Linked DNA regions of Homo sapiens: regions 2 and 3 are each linked to region 1. The links are chromatin contacts, found by Hi-C or POLR2A ChIA-PET in ENCODE. All regions are on one chromosome and are shown on one strand. Each heading gives the region's core, a stretch centred on a gene start or an enhancer-like site at or near the end of the contact. The rest is flanking DNA. Distances are from core to core; before and after follow the strand shown.

What was found. Hi-C counts contacts between places; a loop is a spot of excess contacts on that map. ChIA-PET counts read pairs that join two places held with the same protein, here RNA polymerase II (POLR2A). Pooled maps may share reads with other maps.
Region 2: a loop to region 1 is called in a map of Caco-2, with 2.1 times the contacts of the local background. The contact joins two enhancer-like sites. A Hi-C loop is called at or near these places in 2 of 168 maps with a recorded cell type or tissue (Caco-2 and mammary epithelial cell) and 3 of 50 pooled maps. POLR2A ChIA-PET finds 5 or more read pairs at or near these places in 1 of 52 experiments (CD4-positive, alpha-beta T cell).
Region 3: a loop to region 1 is called in a map of Caco-2, with 15 times the contacts of the local background. The contact joins the promoter of CLLU1-AS1 here to the enhancer-like site in region 1. A Hi-C loop is called at or near these places in 13 of 168 maps with a recorded cell type or tissue (B cell, Caco-2, Calu3 and 9 more), 28 of 37 single-sample maps with no recorded cell type and 14 of 50 pooled maps. POLR2A ChIA-PET finds 5 or more read pairs at or near these places in 7 of 52 experiments (B cell, GM12878, H1 and 4 more).

The regions. Positions count from the first base shown.
Region 1 is chr12:92,568,411-92,573,495 of GRCh38, reverse strand. The region is part of intron 1 of LOC105369905 (a long non-coding RNA gene); the gene reads right to left. Among named protein-coding and RNA genes, the nearest start is that of LINC02397, 100 kb to the right of the region's middle. RefSeq lists an enhancer at 2,845-2,974. Within about 2 kb of position 2,960, at least 5 of the 41 ENCODE cell types and tissues checked have a DNase peak (open chromatin) inside an H3K27ac peak, as active enhancers do; they include GM12878 and OCI-LY7, where a contact is called at or near this core.
Region 2 is chr12:92,338,834-92,343,918 of GRCh38, reverse strand. The region is part of intron 2 of LINC02391 (long intergenic non-protein coding RNA 2391); the gene reads left to right. Among named protein-coding and RNA genes, the nearest start is that of LINC02391, 22 kb to the left of the region's middle. Within about 2 kb of position 2,843, at least 2 of the 41 ENCODE cell types and tissues checked have a DNase peak (open chromatin) inside an H3K27ac peak, as active enhancers do.
Region 3 is chr12:92,430,185-92,435,269 of GRCh38, reverse strand. It overlaps CLLU1-AS1 (CLLU1 antisense RNA 1), which reads left to right and starts at 2,271. Exons shown (of 3, transcript NR_144319.2): 1 at 2,271-2,360. CLLU1 (chronic lymphocytic leukemia up-regulated 1) reads right to left here. Exons shown (of 2, transcript NR_027933.1): 2 at 4,268-5,085. RefSeq lists enhancers at 477-536, 557-616, 2,080-2,379.

The DNA of each region.
Region 1 (5,085 bases), core at 1,711-4,210:
CATTCATTGAGCACCTATTCCATGTGCCAGGCTCTGTTCCACACACTCTCTTCCATCTTGAAAAAAACCCTCCCAGCAAGTTTTATGAGCCTAGTTTTACCTGCAAGGCCTAATGATTTGGCCAAGACTACAGAGCTGAGGTGACAAAAAACATGAGCCCAGGTGAGCCTGGCTCCAATGCCGTGACTCACACCTAGTGCCTCCTTCCCAGACATCCTACGTCGGAGAATCACATGGTTTTCCTCAGGGATAATATGCCCATTGTTCTATCTTAGTTTGTAACTCTCTCTTGGCAGGTTGTGGGGCCTAAGATAAATATCCCATGTTATTAGGGGATTGATTTAGATCACTTACACACTCAGGAAAGATATCGGTGGTGAATAAATCTTTCTGACTTAAAATAAAATTCTATGATTAAAACACTGGATTATAAGACCTCTTCCAGGCCTGATTTCCTGAATACAGAGTAGAGTCCAGATATTTGTGTCTAGTTATTAGTTGGGAGAATGCTCTTCTGAGGTCAAAAGCATGGAAATGGGACTATTATTTCAGATCTGTCAAACTCTCACCACTGGGACCAGATGGGATGTGGGCAAGTCAATGTGAGTAGACTATTAATATTAAAGGTAATGATAATAATAATAATTAGCATTTATTGAACAACTACTAGGTGTTAGTACTGTAAAAGTATTTAGGTATGTCCTCAGCACAAATCTGAGGTCCATTTTTTTTAGATGAGGAGACAAATTCTGGGAGGGTCAGCAACTTACTCAGACAGTAAGTAGGCTGTTTAAGATTCAAACCCAGACCTTCCCACCTTCATGCCCAAATCTAAGGGTTCCTGTGATATTAATCACAGACGAATAGCTCCAGCTATGACTATGAAGAGCTACTTTAAAGTTATTAACCATTCATTTAGCAATTATTTACCAATACCTCCTTTATTATAGGCAATGTGCTGCTGAACAACAGAGACATGGCCTCTGACCTCATGGTGGAGGAGAAAAAAATTCAAATTATACAAATAAACATATAATTACAAACTGTGCTATGTGCTATGATGAAAAGATGCAGAAAAGTGGGAGATCATATCACAAGGAGGCCTAACCTAATCTAGCGATCAGAAAAGACTTCCTGGAGGCAGTGGCAATTGAGTCAATATCAGAGGGATGAGTGTAGTTAACTAGGAGGAAGGCAGGGGGAATGAGAGAAGAAAATTACTGGAAGAATGATGAGCATGTACAAAGGCCCTGAGGCAGAAGGAAAGAACTTTGAGTCTGTGGTAGTTGGACACTGCTGGCCCATGGGATAAATTTAGTTTGTAAATATTTTTCTGTTTTGGCTCACAGACTCTTTTGTGAAGATTTGAGCCCCAAAGAGTAAATATTCTGATTTCAAGCTCCTCTTGAATCATCAAATGATGTGGCAACCCTGGTCCCTGTGGGCTTCATGGCTGCAATGACAAGTGCTAAGTATCTGGCCAGTTTTTTTGGTTGTTTGTTTTGGTTTTGCGACGGAGTCTCACTCTGTTGCCAGGCTGGAGTACAGTGGCGTGATCTCGGCTCACTGCAACCTCTGCCTCTCGGGTTCAAGCGATTCTCCTGCCTCAGCCTCTTGAGTAGCTGAGACTACAGGCATATGCCACCACGCCCAGCTAATTTTTTGTATTTTTAGTAGAGATGAGGTTTCACCGTGTTAGCCAAGATAGTCTTGATCTCCTGACCTCAAGTGATCCGCCCACCTCAGCCTCCCAAATTGCTGGGATTACAGACATGAGCTACCGCATCTGGCGGTATCTGGCCAGTTTAAGTGAGGCACACACTCTCCATTTCATCAGTCTTCCTACTCCTAATTTTCTCCCTAACATCAAAGCAAGGCTTCAGTTATCGTTTATCATCATATTTGCACTGTTGCTTTTCTTATAGTGGATAATTGTTTCTTGATATTGTTGTCTCCACCAAAAATTAAAGATAGACCAAGAGGATCACGTGCTTTTCCTCAAACTCAGTGTGTGCCGTTCATGTACTTTATGGCTTGGTGACTGTGGACATTTAAATTTCCCCTGCTCTTACTTTGGAGGAAACAGAATAAAGGCCCGTAGGGTGTCTCACTATGTAACTGTCTAAAATCTGTTGACTGTTTTCTCTGCTACCAACGCTTAGTGAGAATGGGAAGTGAACTCCACTCCCTGGGCAAGCAGGGAGAGCTGAATATCTAATTGATTTTTAGTCAAAGATATAAAAAAATCCTAGCTCCACTCTTCTAAAATGTAAGACTGCACTTGTTTTTAATTGCTACTCAATATATTAAGAATTTATACTATATTAAGCAAAACAGATCTCCAGATCCCCTGCCCTGGAGAACATATGCTACTCATTTTTTTCTTTGTTGGAGAAATTAATCTTGCCATCTCCAAACCCTTGTTTCTTACATATTAGCAAGACATTAAAAATTAATTTTGAATGTTTCCTAAACACTTAAAAACACGTCACGTAAGTGCAGGTATCTCTGGTATCATGAAGAGCCCTGGTCTGTGACCTAAGAAACAGTTTGCAGTTAGTTTTGCACAGTTAATATGTTACCCAAAGATAGAGTGTAAGTCATGCCACATATTCAGAGCACTAGAGGAACTCACTGGGGGAATTTGTGAATTATTTTGTAAAGTAAAGAACTTGAAGGTAATATGCAAAGTCGCTCAATATATTCTTTTTGTAAGAACGGAGTATTCTATTAGGAATTAATACAGTGTCTTTGCACTATATATGTGCTATGATGCCTAAAATATCCGTTTCCTTATATGTAACCAAAATTACTGATGGAGTTCTATTTATGTTTGCCTTATGCATCCTGGTCTACAGTTTTTCCCTTGCTTTCTTTTCTTCTTTCTGCCATGTGTCACTAAGCCCTGCTACACATCAAATCTTCAGCTTAAACTCAACCAGCAGAGGGTGCTGTTTGAGCACTTTAAATGGACTCCTCATCTTTTTGTTTTCCAAAGAGAACAATATGGGAATAATAGGCTGGGATGATATTCAATAGGCAAGATGCTGGCAAGAGAGTATGCATCAGTGATCAGGTTTCAGTATCGTTTTGCAGAAAAATCCCTTTGTTCTCTGCTGCACAAAAGGACATTCTTTGCAAAATGCACATACAGTTTCTGGTGATAAATGCATGTGTTTAAAGGTAGATGGTGATAAATGCATGTGTTTAAAGGTAAGATGAAGGGGGTGCTGGTGGTAGAGTGGAATCGGCTTCTAAATTTACTAAGTACTTGTATCCCTTTTAGGCTTGGTGTTCTGAATCAAGATATCAGCCCCACGTGTTCTCAGCTTGCTGGTAAATGATCATGAATAATTCCTGTAGTAGCAAATGACATAATAAAATAATCAGGCATTCCCTGCCCTTTGTAGATCAATGAGCACAGATGTCTCCAAATGGAAGGCGATACTGGAGAACACTCTACATCTTGTTGGGTTTGAACATTAGAGAATTAATGGCTGTTTATCAAAATAAAGTGAGCATCTCCCTGTCCTGAAATCATGTTCAGCATTAAATATATTGTAGAAGAATACTTTGTCGCTTAAGTTTTACATAAATTTGATCAACTGTGTCTAATAGTGGATTGCACATGTCTTAGTAACATTTGTATACTTGAGTTTTTATATTAACCATTTAAAAATTTTATCAAAAAGAGAAAATTCCATATAACAACAATAACAAAAGACAAAAGCACTCCAGCTGAAGAGTAATCATTCCTGTCCCACTCCTCTTATCCTCAATGTCTCTCCACACATGTAACTTTTAATTTTTATAGCATTTTTTGGTTAGTAACCTCTCTATCTCTGAATAATATGCTTACATTGATAACTCTTGAGTTATTAGTTTTATATATGATATTTGTTTTCCTACACTGACAGATGAGAATGTAACTTAAGTCACTCAATATCTCCCGTTAGTCATATTTCTATTTTAGACCTTTATTGGTTATGTAAGGAAAACATTTGTTCCTTTAACAGTAAGCAATTTATTGTGAGTCCTCATCTTTTCAGTCCTTTTCTTCCACTTCCATCTCCCAATAAAAAGGCATTCTTCCTTTTTCTTGAGCATCTAGTATTGCTGATGTGAAATTTAATGCCAGCTTGATCCTCATTCTTTGGCAGATAACCTGCTTTTCCTTTCTGCTTTTTTCTTGAAGTCATGATCCTAGATGGAAGTCTTCTTACAGCCACTGGCGAGCTCTTCTGATCTGAAATCTTGTATTTCAGCTATACAAACTCTCCTCTATCATTCACATTAACAATTTGCTTCCCTCCGTTTTTGCTGTTCCTACATGATGTTGAGATTAGTAAGATTTGCCTTCTGCTCTCTAATTGTAATTCCATCATCTTTGTCTGTAACTTTGTAAATCAATGAATAGTGTTTACACGGGGACTCAAAACAGTATTGTTTATCACAGTGTCAAGAAGTGTGCTGTTATATTTCCTGTCTTGTACAGCTTTTAATTTTTCTGAAGTTGCTAACTGGCTTTTTAAAAGTACTATTTGCCTTTATTACGTGCCCAACTTTTTTGTCCATTGCATCAGAGATTTGGTTAAAATTTTTCCAGAAACTTCCTTCTTCTGAAGCTACTTCAGGGAAGAGTGCTTCATCCTGTTACTCTTGTCTGTACTTGTTGTCTAGGCCTCCTATACAACTGTCTCTTCTTTGTTGGGCTGCTTTCCTCATTTGTGGAACTCCAGCCTTTTATTGAAAGACACACTCAACACAATTCCTAAGAAACTGTATGTGAGATGCAGCTTTTCTGATTCTTTGAATGTGTGAAAATCAGTACATGCAAATGTGATCTATGTTCACACCTGTATAGTAATTTAATTAGGTATAGAGAATATAGTTTAAAAATATGTTTTCCTCAGAATTTTAAAGGCATTATTCCTTTTTCCTGAGCATTTAGTATTGCTAATGTGAAATTTAATGCCAGCTTGATTCTCATTCTTTTGCAGATGATATGATCTGCTTTTCCTTTCTGCTTTTTCCTTTGAGCCGTGATCACGTGGTAGAAGTCATTTTACAGCCACTGGTGGGCTC
Region 2 (5,085 bases), core at 1,594-4,093, 230 kb after region 1:
AAATGTCAAATTCATTAACTATTTTAAATACAGCTTTAAAGAAGATTGTAGGCAGTTTTGTGGAAAAACATAATAAGACCGTTGGTGGATCACAGAGGATTTCTAGGGCAGTGAAATTACTCTGTATGATACTGTAATGATAGATGTATGTCATTATAAATTTATCTAAACCCATAGACTGCACAACACTAGGAGTGAAACCTAATGTAAACTATGGACTTTGGATCATGATGTGCCAGTGCAGGTTCATCAGTTTTAACAAATGTACCACTCTGGTGGGAGATGTTGATGATGGGGGAAGCTATGCACGTGTAGGAGAAGGAGGTATATGGAAAATTTCTGTACCTTTCATCCAGTATTGCTATGAACCTAAAACTGCTCTAAAACAGTCTACTTTTATTTTTATTTATTTTTTTTTTAAGTTAGGCACAGTGGCCCATGCCTGTAATCCCAGCATTTTGGTAGACCAAAGCAAGAGGATTGCTTGAGGCCAGGAGTTTGTGACCAAACTGGGCAACATAGCGAGACCCTGTCTCTACTAGACAGATAGATAGATAGATAGATAGATAGATAGATAGATAGATAGATAGACTCTCTTGAGGCCAGGAGTTCAAGACTAGCCTAGACAACGTAGCGAGTCCTCTTCTCTACAAAAAATTTAGAAATTAGCTGGGCATGGTAGTGCATACTTATAGTCCTAGCTACTTGGGAGGCTGAGATGGGAGGATTACGTGAGCCCAAGGATTCAAGACTGCAGTGAGCCATGATTGTGCTATTGCACACTCCAGCCTGGGCAACAGAGTGAGACCCTGTCTCAAACTAAAAAAAAAAAAATTCTTCGGAAAATTTCTGGTGTCATGATACTAGATCTACATGTAGCTTTTAATGATTAAATTACATAAGTAGTACCAAGAATAATTGTTGCCCTTATACTATTTTTAGTATTCAGGAAATCAACATAAAGAAGAAGATTTTTTTTAATTTATAGATTTAAAAAAAATTAGACAGAATTTTAAAACTGTACATTATAGCCCAATCAGTATATTATAATAGTGTATTAGCTCTGGAGTGCTGGCGTGGCACTAATGCTTATCACCATCACCAAGGCCAGCTCAGCAGCAATGACCTCAGAGCCTTGCTTGGTCTGATCTAGAGGAGTCCTCACAATGTGTGGACTGCTAGGACCTTGAACCCAGGCTGCACCTTGGGAGAGGAAGCAAGGGAGGTACTAAGAGCCAGAGTTGATACATATATAGCCTAATGCTTAGGTGGATCTTTTGCATTGCATGTTTGCTGCTTTGATAGTAATTCCAAGGATACACAACTTTAGCCAAGAAAAAAATCATTATTCTCTCCAATTTCTCGGCTTGGATCAGCCTTTGTGGCCTGTCCCAGTTCTACTGATTTAACTAGAAATTTTTATATAATCACATTAAGCCTATGGGGACAGGAGTTGATGTAAAAGAAAGATATCCTCATTTTACCTGGAGGAGGTCATTATTCAGTGGTCAGTAAGTTTTCAAAATAATCAAGAAATAGCTATATATATATATAGAGAGAGAGAGAGAGAGTATACAAATATGGAAATAAATAGAAGAAACTGCTGAAATGTTTGAAAGTAAGGAATGGAATTGGGAATGAGAGGGTAAGAAGTTTATATTAAACGTTTTGTTGTATTTGAGTTTTTAGAATTGTGAACATGTATTGTGTTAATTTTTAAAAAGTAAATGAAGTTTTAAATTAAATGCCTAATATACCTAGTAGGAAGTCAAGGTTTCCTTTTTGTGTTATTCCCAATTTTTATGTTTCTAGATAGGCACCTGACTTCCTCCTGTTTTTTGACAATTTCTGCACAAGAAATTACTAATTCACTATGATCTGAGGGCCATGCAGACTGCCCTAGATAATCTTGAAATTTGCTAAACCATTATAAAAGGTTTTCTTTTAGGTAAATTTCAATCCCTTTACCATTCAAAATGTTGCTAACTGAAAGCATTTTTACAAATATACAGTTAATTGAAATCTGGAAAAGTAATGAGCTTCCTTATTTGCTTATATGCAATTCCCAGTATCACACATGTAATTTAAAGATTACCTACTACCTGCAGATATTCTTCTTACCATGTTAAGGCAGAGACCACCCTCTTCCCATTTCCTATGCTGGAGGTGAGACAGATGGAAGCATTATTATAAATTAAGATCAGTGGTGGGTAGAAATTTGGCAATTCAATTAGGAAAATTACACACCAACGTTACGCTTGTTACCAAAACTTCTTTTTTTGCAAATCACCAACTTCTCCTTCCTCTAATTTTTGGGTAAACAAATTAACGCTGAGTGTTATCGGCTGGCCCGTGGGTTTTCCTGCAATATATTATCAGGACTCTGTCAGTGAAATGCGCGTCGTTGTCCGTACATTAGTTCCTGAGACTTGCAGGAGTTGTTGCAACTTGTTCATTCCAGTGTTCAAATAGTTCAGCCGTTGTGTCAACATGTTAGGGGCCAGTCTCTGATCATGATGGGCCAGGCTCACTCTTTATTATTGCGGGTGGATTCCCTTTCATTTATGTTCAGACTGCAGATCAGCCTCTACCAAAACAAATTGGCAGTGAAAGGTAGAATATTTCTTGTTGAAATTGCCAGGGGAGTCAGTACAGGGTCTGGATAGGATTTCACAGAAGATTGGAAATGGTATCAGGTAAAAAATGTGAGTTAATATTGAGGGCGATTCCACCAGCTTGCTCCTGTCTCTGCTTTAAGAGTAAGGAAATACAGTCACTGATTACAATCATGGCTGTAGTCACTGAGGCTTACAGTATGCCCAGACAGGCGTGGTTTTAAGTGCTCTGTCTTATCTCATTTAGTCCTCATCACATCCGTAGGTGGTATTTCACTTTCATTGGAGTAAATAAAAGAATGCCTTAAAAATGCTTAACACAGTGCCTGACAGTGTATAAAGAAACATTAGCTTATTATCATTGCTAATCATCAATAACGGCTCGATAATGTCTTTTGGAAAAGCTCTGTCTTTTGGAATCCTGCCAGTCCAAGGTAGACTCTTTCCCCTTGGGGGAAGAATGCAAAGGGTGGAATAGAAAACTCTGTTGGAAGTTTACATTCCTATATTTTAGTGGCTAACACGCTCAACAGATGAGGGAAAGACAAAATAAATTTTTCAACACTAATCCTAGTAACTAAAGTATGTCACATGTCCAGATGCTGATTCCATGTGACTTGGCTGGGCCAACACCTACCTTGCCAATCTAATACTGACATTTTTCGCCTAGTAACCAGAGACTCAATCTTACAGCCCCCACTTTCCGAGGAGGGAATGAGATGCTTTGTTCAAACAGAGGTGAGCCTTGTTAGATGTTGCAGAGGAAATTCAGACATCAAATAAATGCCCTTTAATGCTGCTTGTCACTCAGAACTTGTGATGCTAAGAACACACAATGTTAACTTTTTTTAAGGAATTAAGTGGAAGACTCCACCACTGTATTGCTAAAAAGATGTAACCAAAGGCAAGTGTAGCTTTTGGAAATTTAATTGAACTTTAATTAAAATCTTTAACTTTGCTAAAAAAAAAACTGCCATAAAAATAGACATTAAATAGTTAAGCATTTGATTCCTGAGTGGTTACAGTTGTAGTGGACAATGGGCATGATGGAGGCCTGTGATTAAATCAAGGGCTTTGGCCCAAGCAGATAACACTGGGATTAAAACATGGTCCTGACCACACCTACTTTTGTCACTTTAGGGAAGTTATCTCTTTATGTGTGCATTTTCACATCTGTAAGATATGAAACTTCATGGAATTGAGAGACAGGACTAGCTGGATTTCCTGTGCTGACTAAGAATTCCTAAGCCTAGCTGGGGAAGGTGACCCCATCCACCTTTAAAGACGGGGCTTATAACTCAGCTCATACCCGACCAATCAGGTAGTAAAGAGAGCTCACTAAAATATCAATTAGGCTAAAAGCAGGAGGTAAAGAAATAGTCAATCATCTATCGCCTGAGAGCACAGGGGAGGGATAATGATCGGGATATAAACCCAGGCATTCGAGCCAGCAGTGGCAACCCACTTTAGGTCCCCTCCCATTGTATGGGAGCTCTGTTTTCACTCTATTAAATCTTGCAACTGCACACGCTTCTGGTCCATGTTTGTTCCAGCTCCAGCTGAGCTTTTGCTCACTATCCACCACTGTTGACCGCTGCCATCGCAGACCCACTGCTGACTTCCATGCCTCTGGATCTGGCAGGGTGTCTGCTGTGCTTCTGATCCAGGGAGACACCCATTGCCGCTGCCAATCGGGCTAGAGGCTCGCCATTGTTCCTGAGCGGCTAAGTGCCTGGGTTCCTCCTAATCGAGCTGAACACAAGTTGCTGGGTTCCACGGTTCTCTCCCATGACCCACGGCTTCTAATAGAGCAATAACACTCACTGTGTGGCCCAAGGTTCCATTCCTTGGAATCTGTGAGGCCAAGAACCCCAAGTCAGAGAACAAAAGGCTTGCTGCCATCTTGGGAGTGGCCCGCCACCATCTTGGGAGTGGCCTGCCACCATCTTGGGAGCTCTAAGAACAAAGACCTGCCCGTAGCAGAATCTTTATGAGGATTCTATGAGATTACAGCTTTGAAGTACTTGGAACATAGTAGATACTTAATAAATGACAGTTATAATGATAATGGTCACGAAGAAGGGATCCAGGAAGTACCTTGGGTTCCATAAATTTGGTGTAACAGAGGAACCATTGTCAAGTCACACAAGTTAATGCTTTTCTTATCTTGCCCAAAATGGGCCTGTCCAACCCCCGCTGTTCTCACAAATCAGTGTAGAGAAATGGAGTACCGGACAGGGAAGGATAGAGAGACAGGTTAAGTGTTCCTCACAGTAAAATGCCTCAGGGGCAGTAGATATTTGCATCCAAGGGAATCCCCTACAACCTTTAACACATAATAATCACAAAAATAAAAACCAAGCAAAACAGGAAGCACATTCAGCAGAAACTCCATTCCCGATAGGAAAGAACCAGCATTCCAGAGTTTCCCAAAGGACACCAGGAATGTGGAACTTGCCAATGCAAATTC
Region 3 (5,085 bases), core at 1,022-3,521, 140 kb after region 1:
AGTTAAGATGGCCAGAAGGGGGTAAATACAAATCCATATTCATGTTATCAAAGAGAACAGCACAGCTCCAGAGGAACAAAACCCATGAATAGAAATGCTCCAGCCCAGGCAACATAGTGAGACTGTCTCTAGTAAAAATTAAAAAATTAGTCGGGCATGATAGCACATGCCTGTAGTCCCAGCTACTTGGGAGGCCAAGGTGAGAGGATTGCTTAAACACAGGAGGTTGAGGCTGCAGTGAGCTATGACCTTGCCACTGCACTCCAGCCTGGGCAACCAAGCAAGACCCTGTCTCTAAAGAAAGAGGAAGGAGAAAAAAGAGGAAGAAGAAGAAGAAGGAGGAGGAGGAGGAGGAGGAGAAAAGGGGAGAGGGGGGAGGGGGAAGGGAGACAGGAAGAAAAAGAATAAGAAAGAAATGCTTTGTTTGGTGTGGTAGAGGTGGAGAAGCATCATCCAGCTCCCTCTTGAAGGACTTGCCACCCAGCTGTGGGTAGTGAGATGAGCAAACCACTTTTGGCTGTCAGCCCCTTCTGATTGACCTCATCTGCAGACAGCCATCTTGCCCAGTCAAACCCTTCCCAGGTCAGCTTGCATCTGACAACTGAACGAGGCAGAAGCAGAAACACCCAGCAATGTTGACCTGACCCAGGTCAGCTCTAACACGTGACACTCATTCCTGAGCTCTGTGCAGGGTGGGCTGAGGTTTTCATTGTGTCACAGCTTGGCTTCTCACTGAGCCCAGTCCCACATCTTCCCCTCTTCCTTTCACAAGAGTCGATTCCTATTAAATGTCTTGTAACTCGAACTCTGTCTGTATGTTTGCTTCAGAAAATCTAAACCTGTGACGGTTAGAAATGGGGGTGGGTCAGAAAAATTTCAGGCAAGGAGCTTGTACCAGGAGAAGAGTGAAGAATCCCATACCCCTAGGAGGCCATGTGGATGTCTGGAGATGGAGAGGTATATCAATAGGGAAGGGGGACCCAATAAGGGTCAGAGGTCTCTGATGTATGTTAGAGAAGAAGGAATTTATTCCTTTCTTCATTCAATGATCACTTGTAGGGAAGACACTAGGGTAGGCGCTGAACTATGGGGATAAAAAGACACATTCCTGATCTCAAGGAGTTACAGACCAGACCCTTACACTCAGAGAAATGCAAACTTCCTAGAACTGGAATGTTTCAGGCAATAAAGCTTTTTGGAGATTAACTTAGATCTAAAGATGGTTTAGATACTTCAAAAATCTAGACCTCTCAAACAAAAGAAAAAGGAAATTCACCCATCTAATCCCATCTAATTCCCAGTAGCACTCTGAGAAGACCTAGAAGAGACAGCAGTTCAAAGACCCTTTTTGTTTTCTATTTACTTCTTAATCCAAGAGCCATACAGCATTGTTTATAAGAATAAATTCTAATAGAAGTCACTATCTTCCAGCTCCTATACACACCATAAAATAATTAATAATAATAGTAATAAAAATGAGGCCCAGAAACACCAATTAAAGTGGCCCAAGAGTAGTGTGGCAAAATTCAGGTGTCTTGACTCTGTATTGTCTCCCTAATCTTAATTGTGACCTTGGCCTCTCTAGTAAAAAAGGTATGAGATGCTCCCAGAAAAGGATAAATAAATGTAAAATTATAATAACTGAATCCCTGGCAGTCTCCTATCAAGGGCAAAAATAAAGAAGATATAAAGAAATATGCTCTGTAACTTCCTAAAAGGCAACACGAATTTAGAGCAAGCTCCCTGACTGCATTTGCAAGACGTGGCATGAAGATATGGATCTCTGTGCAGCAGGACATTTTCTGTCTTCTTCCAATGGAGCACTTTCCACAAGACTAATATTCACAGGACATAGTGTTACATCTTGGAGTTTCCCTAAAGCTGAATAGAGTAACATCTTCAACTTTCCCTATCCTAAATGACATATTCTACTTCCCTAAAAAGATAGATCTATTTATGTATAAAGAACTTGATATCTTCACTTCCCCTGGATCCTCTCCAATATTCTCCCCCAATCCACATCCCCAAGGAGTTGATGTCATTACTTTCTTTAAAAAAGGGTTGCCAACTGTTATGGTTTGGATTTGTGTCCCTGCCCAAATCTCATGTCGAATTGTAATCCCCAGTGTGGGAGGAGGGGCCTGGTGGGAGGTGATTGGATCATGGAGACAGATTTCTTCTTTGCTGTTCTCATGATAGTGAGTAAGTTCTCATGAGATCTGGGTTTCTAAAAAGTGTGTGGCACCTTCCCCTTCTCTTTCTCCTGCTCTGGCCATGTAAGACATACCTCCTTCCTCTTTGCCTTCCACCATGATTGTATATTTCCTGAGACCTCTCCAGCCATGCTTCCCGTACAGCCTGTGAGCAAAATAAGTGTTACTGTCTTAAGCTACTGTTTTGGGATGTTTTGGAAACAGTGAAACATGATCGAAACAGGTTCTGAGAACTCGAAACTAGATGCTGCTATAATGAAACCTAAAACATGGGTATTGCTTCTGGGACTAGTTGGTGGGCAGAAGTTGGAAGGGGCTGAAAGAGATTTTTAGTAGAAGCTTGGTAGACCTTGAGGAGGCTATTGGTAGATTGTTACTGAAAACTGGAGAAAGGGATCCTTGTTATGTAGTGGCAGAAAGTTTAGCAAGATTGTCACCTACAGTGACGTGGAAAATACAAATATACCTAATAAACTGGTAGATTGGGCTAAGAAAAATTCTAACCAGAATGTTGAAAATGCCAGGGAGTTTCTTTTAGTCATATATAATAAGTGTGTAGGGAGAATGAATTTTAAAAAAAGGAACTGTTACATTTTCAGGAAAATTTTAAGATAATCTATTAAAGATCCAAGATGTTACATTCAAATATAAAACTATTTCTCTTTGTCAGTCTCTCCATAGAGCAGGGGATTCTCAAATTAAGAAAAGGTGTCAGCTCAAAGATCAAACTCAAAAGCCAAAGACCTTTTGTTTGTACCTTAGAAAGATATAAGGTAATGTCTCATAAGCCCTTTGAAACAGAGTTCCTCTAAGGATCTAAGCATATGCTAGGCATATTCTCTCAGTAAACAATGAGTCTTCTAATAATTTTAAGGTTATGTGGTCCCATCACAGCCTTACAGGGATCTCAGGTAGAGAATGGCTTATGTCAAAGAGATTCTTGTCTAATGGAGTATTCCCCAATAAGAATCACAGGAAGTCCTGGAATTTTAAACAGAATTGTACAATCATATTTTGCCAGCTTGAACTTAAAGGAACAGAAATAGTATTAAATGAAAAGAGGTCCAAGAACCAAGAACCTGGAGGGAAGACCCAAGAGCAGTAGGGAATCCAGGCAGTAGGACTGAGACCTAAAAAAAGACCTGCTTGTGTTTGCTGTCTGGATATCAGAGTTGCTATGAGCCAATGACTGTTATGTGCTCTCATTTTCCTCTATTTAAAACAAGAGTGTCTGTAGTGGCTGTCCTATGTATACTTTACCATTGAATATTGCGTATGTAGGTTGCAAATAACTTGTCTCTTAGTTTACAAGTCTTCAGATTGAGAGGATAAATACATAAGAAATCTCACTTGAAGAGCTTCATCTGTACCTGCAACTGAGCCTTCTAAGAAGAGAATGTAGGAGTGTATCTTGCATGTATATATAAATAATCTGCAGCCAGTAAGTGGACTTTAGAATTTTAAAACATGTCTACAATTTTTAAAAACATTTTTCTTAATACAGATGAAGTCTAATTCCTATCCCCTTGAATATGGGGTGACCTTAATAATTCACTTTTTAAAAATAGAGTGGGATGGAAGTGAGGCTACATTAATTCCCAGGCTGGGTCTTACACAGTAATACAGTGTCATCTTGGCTCTATCTTGAAATGCTCACTCTCGCACCGCAGCCGCCTTGTGGTGAGGAAGTTCAGGCCACAAGGAACCTCCCAGGGACCCTAGCACTCAGCCCCAGCTGAGCTCCCAGCCAAGAGCCAGCACCAACTTGGCAGGCATGCGAGTGGGCCATTCTGGAAGGGCATGTGCCAGTCCGTCAAGCCTCCCCCTGCTGATACCACATAGGGCAGAGACAAGTCTTCCCAGACAAGCCCTCCTCAAATTTCAAATTTGTTTGCAAAATGAATGTTGTTACTTTAAGCCATCAAATTTGGGGTAATGTGATGCAGATCAATAGTAACAGGAATAATTTCCCTTCACATACATACAATTTTAACTCCATCCTTACAATGCCAATCTGTAGATAAACATTTTATGATAATGAATAAAAATATAGAGAACTAATATGTAGCTGGCATTTATTGATAAATTAATATAGGCTGGGCCCTATTCTATGTGCTTGACATGGGTTAGCTCAGTTTATTCTTACAGCTCTCTGAGGAAAATACTTTTATTATCTTCATTTAATGATAAGAAAATGGAGGCCTGGAGAGATTAGGTAACTTGGCCTGGACCATACAACAAGAGTGCCTAAGCCAGAAGTCCAGACATTCTTGTTCAGGAGTCTATGGTCATTATTCTTTGTGCTTCTTATAACTGGGATCTTCTAACTTTAACTATTTCACTTATCATTAACACCAGACAGCTCTTTGCTTTCAGAACTCCAGCCTTGACCTTCAGTTGACAGAGCTTCTTGTTCTTACTTGGCAAGTCACAGTCTAAATGTTGTCCATAAATATAAGATTTTCTCAGGTCAGGGGTCAGAGAACTATGGCCCATAAGTGAGTTCTGATCTGCCACCTGCTTTTGTAAATAAAGAGTTAAAAAAAAATCCCATAAAACAGCCACATTCGTTAGTTTATATTTTGCTTATGGCTCCTTTTACACTACATGGTGATTTGAACAGTTATGATAGAGACCATAGGGTCCACAAAGCCTGAAATATTACTATTTGGTCCTTTTTAGAAAAGGTTGCTGACCCCTGACTTAGATCACTGAAGATCCCTTTATGCTGAATTCGTGACATGTTATACAAAGGGTGTATATACGTTAGAGCTGTAGACAGACCTGGACTAAAATCCAGCTCTGTTACCTAACTGTGATCCTGGGAGAATCTCTTAATATCTCTGAATCCTAATATTCTCTTTCAAAAAGA